Linked DNA regions of Homo sapiens: region 1 is linked to region 2. A link is an interaction called in ENCODE POLR2A ChIA-PET data of the cell type or tissue named here. Cell type or tissue: MCF 10A. All regions are shown on one strand. Links, peaks and the distances in the headings refer to the core of each region. The heading gives the core; the rest is flanking DNA. Region 1 has its middle 32 kb from the start of PLEKHA5. Region 2 has its middle 98 kb from the start of PLEKHA5.

Region 1 (5,389 bases), core at 234-5,233, 67 kb after region 2:
GCTTGAAGAAGTTGCAAGGGATTATAATAAAGAAAAGGAAAATATGAATGTTTATGTGAGATGTTCATCCTAGAACCTAGAGTCTATTGGCATGCCATTTCAAAGGGACTCTTCAGGCAGACTCTTTCTTTGGGCCCCAGGCTTCTGGGATGTTCACAGAAACCATTTAACATTCTCAAGATAAAAGCTCTTCTTTTCTATCTCTCCTCTCACAAATAACATATCCCCAAGCCCTGTCTTAGGCTCAGCTAGAAGAGGCAGAGCCAGGTCATGTAACCAAAGTGTCTTCCAAGAGACAGTTACCCCCAAAAGAATTCAGCAGACTTAGTATCTATTTGGGGATGACTTTATCAATGGGCTTCCCCAAAGGTAATTGTGGGCACTTAATTTACAAATACCCACCTTTAAAAATTGCTATTTACTTAATTAATTTACAGATACTTTGCTCATGATATATGAGTCCTCTCTAAACAAAGGAAGGTGGTAAACCCCAAGACAAATACACATTCCCACCATTTGTGGAGGAGTTGCAGGGAGGAATGCTTGGTGGTTTCGAATATTTTATCCCCTTTTCCAACCATCGAGAATTTCTATCAGGACCCATAGTCCTAGATTACCGCCACAATAGCATCATTAACATTTTTAAAGCATGACTATTTCTATATGAGTCTTCCCTTCTTAGACAAAAAGGCATTAAAGGCTTGTATTTCCCTATTTTCTTACATTCAAGCACTATCCTATCACAATTAAACTTATTGGCTTATTCCTAAGAGCCTTCATGTTTGTATTCTTGGAGCATTAAACTGCCGTTAAATTTGGGAGGTATTAAGTTAGTAAGGGATTGGCTTACGAACCACTTCAGAAGTAGCCTTCAGAAAGGTATTTATTGCCAGGCATGGTGGCTCAGACCTGTAATTCCAACACTTTGGGAGGCTGGAGGATCACTTGAGCCTAGGGTTTCAAGATCAGCCTCTGCAACATAGCGAGACCTCGTCTCTACTAAAAATAAAAATTAAAAAATTACCTGGACTTGATGTCATGCACCTGCAGTCCCAGCTATTCAGGAGAGTGAGGTGGGAGGATCATGCGAGCCTGGCAGTCTGAGGTTGCAGTGAGCCATGATGGCACCACTGCACTCCAACCTGGGTGACAGAGTGAGAGCCTGTCTCAAAAAAAAAAAAAAAAAAAGAAAGAAAGAAAGAAAGAAACGAAAAGAAAAGCACTTATTACCAGGAAAAAGGGTAGGGGATATGCGGCATTTTGTTAGTAAAAGAGTCACTGAAAAAAAATCTGCGAACCACTGTTTCAAGGGAAGCTTGTACTTATTCACCCATTGAACTTTGTCATCTTCTGATGGGTGTGGTAGGCTTACTCATAAAGAAAAGAAAGACTCCTAGAAATTTCTCTATTCTTATCTTGAATTCTGGTTGTTCCTGCAATACAGAGCTAGTATTTAATTATTTGGTCTACTTTCTTTGTGTACTACAAATTCTGTAATATTGGGAACATTAACCAATTCAGTAAGAGTTGAAGGAAGAGAGAATACAGAGCTAGTATTTAATTATTTGGTCTACTTTCTTTGTGTACTACAAATTCTGTAATATTGGGAACATTAACCAATTCAGTAAGAGTTGAAGGAAGAGAGGGGACTTTACATATATACATACATATATATATATATATATATATATATATATATATATAGCCTTTGAAAGATTGCCAAAGGAGGGCAAAACAGTTTGGATACAGTCTCAATAAGCTTATCATATTTTAAATCTGCCTAAGAGCTTACGTGTAAACCTCAAGTTAAACAACAGTTGACATGCATGCATTCTGATAAAACTCGATTACCTAATACACTAAATTTCAGAACTGGTGGGAAAAAATAGATTTTTACTGGCAAAGTTATGTCTTTTTTTCAGCTGAAAATTAATACATGGAAGGATAATCTTAGGAAATGTCATTTGTTTTATATGCACGTATCTAACTCTAAAACAAACTTTATTGCTCCGTGTAATTATACAAATGCTGTATATGTATGTTGCTAAGTACTTAAAATCTTCATTGTAACTATAGTTGAACTTCTAATGAATACCCAGGGACAGCAAAGACATGTCTGAACAGGTAAATCAGTGCATAATTAAATGACATGCATGTCCTGTGTATTGCAATCTTTTAAAGCTCTGAGTACTTTCTATTACGCAATTTTTTAGAGCAGCTCTTTTTTTTTTTTTTACACAAACATGATAAGGACACAAAAGACTTATTTTCTTTTCCTCTGGCCACTGTGTTATGAGAACCTCATGTCTTACCACACCAACCCCCGCCCTTGACTGGATTGCCAGTAAAGACCAGATTTTTCCAAATATTATGTTCTAGCTGGATTTGCAACAATCATAAGTCAATCATTAGGAATCCTGTGCATATGGCAAACTTTTTTTTTTTTTTTTTTTTGAGACAGAGTCTTGCTCTGTCACCCAGGCTGTAGTGTAGTGGTGCAATCTCAGCTCACTGCAACCTCCGCCTCCCGGGTTCAAGCAATTCCCCTGCCTCAGCCTCCTATGTAGCTGGGACTATAGGTGCGTGCCACCATGCCCAGCTAATTTTTTCTATTTTAGTAGAGACGGAGTTTCACCACGTTGGCCAGGATGGTCTCGATCTCCTGACCCCGTGATCCACCCACCTCAGCCTCCCAAAGTGCTGGGATTACAGGCGTGAGCCACCTTGCCTAGCCGCGAAGTTTATTTTAATAGTATTTTGAACTGAAAATAAGCAAGCTTTTTTTTGTTTTCCCCAGACAGGGTCTTGCTCTGTCACCCAGGCTGGAGCACAATGGCACAATCATAGCTCACTATAACCTCGGACTCCTGGGCTCAAGGATCCTCCTATCTCTGCCTTCCAAGAGCTGGGACAACAGGTGAGTGCCACCACACCTGGCTAATTTTTTTTTTTTTTTTTTTTTGAGACAGAGTCTTGCTCTGTCATCAAGTTGGAGTGCAGTAGTACCATCTGGGCTCACTGTAACCTCCACCTCCCAGGTTTAAGTGATTCTCCTGCCTCAGCCTCCCGAGTAGCTGGGACTACAGGTGCGCACCACCACCCCAAGCTAATTTTTGTATTTTTAGTAGAGATGGGGTTTCACCGTGTTCGCCAGGATGGTCTCGATCTCTTGACCTCATGATCCGCCCACCTCGGCCTCCCAAAGTGCTGGGATTACAGGCGTGAGCCACTGCACCCAGCCTACCTGGTTAATTTTTTAAAAAATTTTTTTGTAGAGATGGAGATCTCACTATGTTGCCCAGGCTACTTGCCAACTCCTGGACTCAAACCATCTTCTCCCTTCATCCTCCCAAAATGCTGGGATTACAGATGTGAACAACCGTGCCCAACAGGAACATATTTAAAATTGTAATATCCAAAGAATACTACCATAGCTCAAGTTTGTTTTTATTCACATGTTCCACAGCATTCACTTTAAGTAAATATCCATTATTGTTTCCCAAATCCTTTTGGGGTCAGCAAATAATACTTTAAGAAAAAGTTTGTGGGGGAAAAAAGGAAATTTTAATTACTTTCCATGGGAAAGTTCCAAATGGAACAAAAGTGGTTCTTAGATATAATTTTACAAAACCCTTATAGCACGTTGAGGCTAAAGGCATTTATGCAATTACTAAGTCTACTGTATATGTGAGCAAACATGAGGGTAGAATAAGAATAGAGCTATTATGTTACTGTACCATTATTCTAGTGGTCTGCCTTTAATACCCAGAGACATCTTTGGAGAATGTCAAAATGTTCCCTTTATTATAACATTTTTTTCTTTCTTTTTCTTCTGATTAATAAGGTGGGTTGATAATATAAATTTTTAAATTTTTATTTTTATTTTTTGGAGACAGAGTCTCACTTTGTCACCCCGGCTGAAGTGCAGTGGCACAATCTCAGCTCACTGCAGTCTTGACCTCCCAGGCTCAAGCCATCCTCCTGCCTTAGCCCCACAAGTAGCTGGGACTATAGGCGTGTGCCACCATGCCTAGATAATTTTTGTATTTTTTGTAGAGACAGGTTTTTGCCATGTTGCCCAGGCTGGTCTCGAACTCCTGAGCTCAAGTAATTCGCCCACCTTGGCGTCCCAGAGGGCTGGGATTACAGGCATGAGCCCCACGCCGGGCCTATAACTTTTTAAAATTGTTATATCTAGTTCTTTGCTAGAGAAATTTTATTTTGATAAATGAGTTAATAATTATAATTTAATTATAATACAGAAAAGGTTTCAGTGGTATCCAAAAGGAAAGATTTGACTGATATATGAATGTGCTCGCTTCTGAAATAGAAGCAACAAGAAAATATAATCATTTTAACTAAGGCCAGACAATTGAGGCAAAGTATACGACCAATGGAATTGCCATTCAAGCATGGCAGGTATTTTGTTCCAGCATTCCCCATTTTCAGGTTAATCTTCAAATTTTTTTCCCCAAATGATTTCTCAGGGCTACGTGTCCCCTGCTTTGAAACAGCATGCTGTTGTTTCCATAACATGAAGTCTATTCTCTAGGGTGGCCAGATCTCAGCTGAGGGCAAATCATTCTCAGAATCATTGCTCTGTTCCCATGACCTGGACCTGATTAAACAAATTACAGTGGCAAGCCCAGAAGTATTCCTCCAACCAGTTAGGCAGAAACTTGGGACCTAAGCAAGAGACAAGGCACAGAGGAGAGCAACAAGGTGCAGCTAACTTTTTTTCTGGCAAGAATAAGAAAAGAAGATGGACACTGCAAACAAGGGCAGAATTCTATAAACCTTGATAGTGATGGTGAACACCAGCATGAAACAAATAAAGCATCATAAAATGACAAGCAATTACAGACTCTGCAGTAAGTAGATGAGCAAACCTGATATATTAACTAGTTCCAATGCTCCAAGTACAAAATTTATGTATGAATCTAACAAAATTAATAGAATAATAACAGTGCTTAAATTTTTTATTAAAAGCTGCCCATCAATGCAACTCTATCTTTCCTATATGTTGTTTTTATAATTCATTTTCTGTATCTCTGGGTCTAATTGGCCATAGTCCATCTTGTTTTAAAAGTTCATCATTCCAAGATCAATTCCACTGGTTAAAATAGGCAATCTTTCCACAACTTGTAAACATAAAACTTGCCTGGAAATAGCCTGCTTTCCTTCCCTTTGTAGATGTTAATCAAACTTAACAGCATAGACTTGAAATTCAATTCAGTTTGGCTAGACATGAATTCAACTGACTTTAACATTTTAAATGATAAAAAATAATAAAACCAGTAATACAAAAGAGGATCTAGACATTGCCTTATCAATACTCAAAATGGATATTTACAAGTGTTTCCCAAGTAAGGCAAGTCGTAAGTATTTG
Region 2 (5,389 bases), core at 84-5,083:
ATTAGCAACACTTCATGTAAGAGTGACATTTGGGCTGGGACTTAAAGGATGAAGATCAATTTTCCAGATGGAAAAGAAGGAGAAGAATATTCCCAAAAGAAACCATGCATGCAAAAGAACTGAAGGAGAAAGGCCACAGCATTTCAGAAAACAGTTGGGTTGATGATAAAGTTTTAAAGATAGCTTAGAACCTTGCAAGACTTTAGGGCAGGTGCTGTAGATCTTTTGAACAGGGAAGTGAAATTACCCTATTTGAGTTTTAGAAGACAACTGGGTGTTGCAATTTGAAGAATGAATGAGAATAAGGGTGAAATTAAGGTAAGGAAGGAGGCTGTACTAATTAGAGCTCTCAAGAGAAACAAAATTAATAGGGGTATGTGTGTATATATAAATGCTGTATATATGTATATATATGGGGGGAGAGAGATTTATTACAAAGAAATGGCTTGCAATTATGGAGTCTGGCAAGTCTAAAATCTGCAGAATGAGCTATCAGGCTGGAGACCCAGGACAGCCAAAGTTCCAGTTCCAATCTGAAGGCAATATATATATATATATATATGTGTGTGTGTGTGTGTATATATATTCTGATAAATATATATGCCTGATATATATTTTATATATATATTATATATATATATAATATATATACATCTCAGATTGCCTTCAGATTGGAACTGGAACATTAGCTCTCCTGGTCTCCAGCCTGATGTCATATATTTTATATCTATCTATCTATATCTATATCTATATCTATATAGATAGATAGATAGAGAGATATATATATATATATGACAGCTAAGGATCACTGGGTGTAACGAAAGCCTTGATATAAAAGTAGTGGCCAAAAAAGAAAAAGGAAAAGTGGATTACCTCTGCTTTCATAACACAAGAAGCAGAAGAAAGTGTCAAAACAAACAAACAAAAAAACCCTCTAGTATCTTCATAGAGAGAAGTTATCACATCAATGAAATAAAAACAGGATGCTTTAAAAAAAAAAGAGAGAGGAAACTTTTTGTTGTTATAAGCATTCTAATATTATTTGACCATTTAAATTATTCCTAGAATAGTTTCATAAGAATAAAATCAAATTAAAGAATAAATTTACTCCAACATAAAAGTTAAAATTCAGTAAATATTTCCAAATTTCTTCTGGCAAGGAACTTCTGCCTTTCTGTTTACCGAGTCTCAGGACAAAAGCCTTCTAATGGCTTTCTCCCCATCTCCACTGTCAGAATAGCAGTTCTCTGTCCCCATCAGGATACCTCAGAGATCCTGGACTTCATATTCAAAAGAACAGATGGGAAGCAGTCACTGTAGACCCTTCATCTTAATTGTCTCAACAGATTTTGGCAGTGTGTTGTTTTCTCTATGATCATTTCTACAGAAGCAAATTCTGTCAATCACCTAGATGTTTTTAGTATGCATAAGGTTGCCATGCCTTTGCCTGTGTCTTATTATCCACAAACATGAGGTCTTTTGATATCACACTTTCATCTATTCAATCATTCGTTCATCCAAACAATAATCCTAAATGAGCTCCTACTATGTACCAGATGCTTACTATTGCATTTTGTAAAATTATTTTTCTGCTATGCATGATTTCCCTACTTAGAGATCAGAGCAAAGAAATCCTGTGCAAATGTTCTGCCCAAAACTCTGGGAGGTGAAACCTCGCAGAGGCTCTCTGCACTTCTGACAGGAGGTCAGCAAGACAAAGGACTGTTTGGGATGCCAAGAACAGAGAGGACCTGAGGCAAAACCACCGGGCAGAATTGTGTGGAAGGCTTTCAAGTTTTCCTGTGCCTTTGCATGTCTACAACATATTTTGAAATCTTTCAGCATAACCAATGTAATATTATATAGATTTTGGTTTCAGTTGTAACCCAAGGTTCGGTTAGGTACCCAGATCACGAACTAAAATCTCAGGAGTAGTCAGCTGGCATTCCAATCAGAAAGCTCACACTTCAGAGACAGTCAATATGAACATACACTTTCTGCTATTCATGTCTCCATCAATATTAGAAGCTTTTCTACTTGGCATAATAAATGTTAAAAATGGGGTGTCATTGTGGAAATTAGTGAACTTCAAGATAACTTGTTCAATGAACAGAATGAGAAAATCCACCCAGATTTATAATCTGTCTCCTTAAGGATAACACCTGAAAACTTCACCCTTAAATGAACCTGTGTCCAATCATTGAGTCAGAAAATTCCTGCTTTCCTGATGCCAACTTATGGGCACAGGATTCTGCTGCCTCTGGCTATTGTTGCATTCAAGTAAATACTTCATGTAAACTTTTCATACAAAGAAGTAGTTGGAGCACCCAAAGAACAGAGAGCTAGGACTTCATTAATCTTACAGAACAGTTAGTATAAATATTTTGGGGTCTGCTCACTATTAAGTATTTTTTTCAGTAAGGTCTGTATTTGTGGCATAATTTTTGGAGAGTGACACTATTTCATGGTTGTTACTACTGTATACTAAAATAATCTAAGGCTGTGCAAAACCAAACTGGTTTAGGTTAACAACAGCCCCCATGGAAGGCACAGAATTAGTTGACGGAATGAAGACCTCTGAAGGAATTTTGTGGTCATGACAAGGGCGTGGTGCTCCATAAGGACCTTGAGTCATACAGCTGGGGATTAGTAAGAACATAAGTATTTCAATGGAAACTACTGGAAAGCAGGGACTAAGTCTGGAAACCACACAGGACAATCTCACAGATGACAGCGTGTACAACTACTGACCATGGCCCGGGTACCTCCTACTTCCCTGGGGCCATGAGGTTAGTTAAATTCAGTGAGGGAAAATGAAGTGAAGGACTGCCAGAAATTGACTAAAATTATGGTTACTTCCATTAGGAAGAATAGAGTCTCTAGAGAGATATCAAATTGGAATTTAAAAAACATTTTAATAATTTTCCTTCCTTACATATCTAAGTCTTGGGTTTTGAGGAATTCATACTCACTATATTCCATGCAAGGAAGAAAAATTCTGTCTCTCTTCATGTTTATCTAAAATACCTTTTATTTTAAGGCTTAACACTAACGGTTACATTTTCTCCTCCAGTAGCTCTTCAGAAGTGACTTCATGAGAATCTTTTTAGTGACCCAAAGTCTGGTCCAACAATCAAGAGAATATTAATGTCTTTTATATTAGTCCATTTTTACACTGCTTTAAAGAACTACCTGAGACTGGGTAATTTATAAAGAAAGGAGGTTTCATTGAATCACAGTTCTGCATGGCTGGGGAGGCCTCAGGAGATTTACAATCTTGGGGGAAGGCAAAGGGGAAGCAAGCACATCTTACATGGCTGCAGGAAGCAGTGGGGGGAACTGCCAAACACTTTTAAACCATCAGATCTCATGAGAACACACTCACTATCATGAGAACGGCATGGGAGAAACTGCCCCTATGATCCAATCACCTCCCACCAGGTCCCTTCCTCTATACCTGGGGATTACAGTTCAAGATGAGATTTGGGTGGGGACACAGAACCAAACCACATCATCCCACCCCTAGTGCCTCCAAAATCTCATGTCCTTCTCACATTTCAAAACACAATGATGCCTTCCCAACAGTCCCCCAGAGTCTTAACTCATTTCAGCATTAATCCAAAAGTGAAAGTCCAAAGTCTCATCGAGGCAAGGGAAGTCCCTTCCACCTATGAGCCTGTAAAATCAAAAGCAAGTTAGCCACTACAAAGATAAAATGGGGATATAGGCATTGGGTAAATGCTCCTATTCCAAATGGGAGAAATCAGCTAAAACCAAGGGGCTAGAGGCCCCATGAAAGTCAGGAACCCAACAGGGCAATCTTTATATCTTAAAGCTCCAAAATAATCTCCTTTTAACTCCATGTCTCACACTCAGGGCATATTGATGCAAGAGATGGGTTCCCAAGGCCTTGGGTAACTCTGTCCCTGTGGTTCTGCAGGGTACAGCCTCTGAGACTGTTTTCATGGGCTGGTGTTGAGTGCTTGTGGCTTTTCCAGGTGCACAGTGCTAGCTGTTAGTAGATCTCCCATTCTGGGGTCTGGAGGATGATGGCCCCTTTCTCACAGATCCACTAGGCAGTGCCCCAGTGGGGACTCTGTGTTGGGTCTCCAACCCCACATTTCCCCTCTGCGTTGCCCTAGTAGAGCTTCTCCATGAGGGCTCCACTCCTGAAACAGACTTCTGCCTGAACTTCCAGGCATTTCCGTACATCCTCTGAAATCTAGATGGAGGCTCCGAAAGCTCAACTCTTGTTTTCTGCATACCCACATACCCAACACCACCTGGAAGCCACCAAGGTTTGGGGTTTGCACACTCTGAAGCAATGACCCAACTGTACCTTGGCCCATTTTAACCACAGCTGGAACTGGAGCAACTGGGACACAGGCCGCCATGTCTCAAGGCCGTACAGAGCAGCAGGGCCCTGGGCCTGGCCCACAAAACCGTTTTTTCCTCCTAGACCACTGGGCTTGTGATGGGAGGGGCTGCCATGAAGATCTCTGAAATGCCCTGGAGACATTTTTCCCATTGTCTTGGCTGTTATCGTTCAGCTTCTCTTTACTTATGCAAATTTCTGCAGCTCGTTGCTTGAATTTCTCCCTAGAAAATGAGTTTTTCTTTTCTACCATATGATCAGGCTGCAAATTTTCCAAACTTTTATGCTCTGCTTCCCTTTTAAACATAAGTTCTAATTCCAGAACATCTCCTTGTGAACACATATGATTTAACGCTTTTAGGAACAGCCAGGTCACATCTTGAATCTCTGCTGTTTAGAAATTTATTCTACCAGATACCCTAAATCATCTCTCTCAAGTTCAAAGTTCCACAGATCTCTAACGCAGGGGCAAAATGCCACTAGTCTCTTTGATAAAGCATAGCAAAAGTAACCTTTGCTCCAGTTCCAATAAATTCCTCATCTCCATCTGATATGATTTGGCTCTTGGTCCTCACCCAAATCTCATCTTGAATTGTAATCTGCATGTGTCAAGGGAGAAACCTAATGGAATGTTATTGGATTGTGGGGGCAGTTTCCCTCATGCTGTTCTTGTGATAGTGAGTGAGTCTCACAAGATCTGATGGTTTTAAAAGTGGCAGTTTTTCTTCTGCTTGCACTTCACTTCTCTCACCTGCCACCATGTGAGACATGTCTGCTTTTGCTTCTCCCGTGATTGTAAGTTTCCTGAGGCCTCCCCAACCATGGGGAACTGTGAGTCAATTAAACCTCTTTTCTTTATAAATCACCCAGTCTTGGGTATTTCTTTATAGCAGTGCAAAAAATGGACTAATACAACATCTGAGACCACCTCAGCCTGGACTTCATTGTCCATATCACTATCAGAATTTTGGTCAAAACCATTCAACAAGTCTCTAGGAAGTTCCAAACTATCCT

What was found. ChIA-PET counts read pairs that join two places held together with the same protein. Peaks named below come from ENCODE experiments on the same cell type or tissue, not always from the same donor. Only the 100,000 strongest peaks of a DNase experiment are listed, where the experiment ranks them.
Region 1: POLR2A ChIA-PET joins it to region 2 with 20 read pairs; 3 of 35 experiments call an interaction of 5 or more read pairs at or near these places.

What each region holds. Positions count from the first base shown.
Region 1 is chr12:19,094,964-19,100,352 of GRCh38, forward strand. No RefSeq gene overlaps it. Among named protein-coding and RNA genes, the nearest start is that of PLEKHA5, 32 kb to the right of the region's middle. In MCF 10A, for the core only: no CTCF peak of the experiment used is centred there; a DNase peak (open chromatin) is centred at 2,308.
Region 2 is chr12:19,028,577-19,033,965 of GRCh38, forward strand. No RefSeq gene overlaps it. Among named protein-coding and RNA genes, the nearest start is that of PLEKHA5, 98 kb to the right of the region's middle. RefSeq lists an enhancer at 2,183-3,382. In MCF 10A, for the core only: no CTCF peak of the experiment used is centred there; a DNase peak (open chromatin) is centred at 2,635.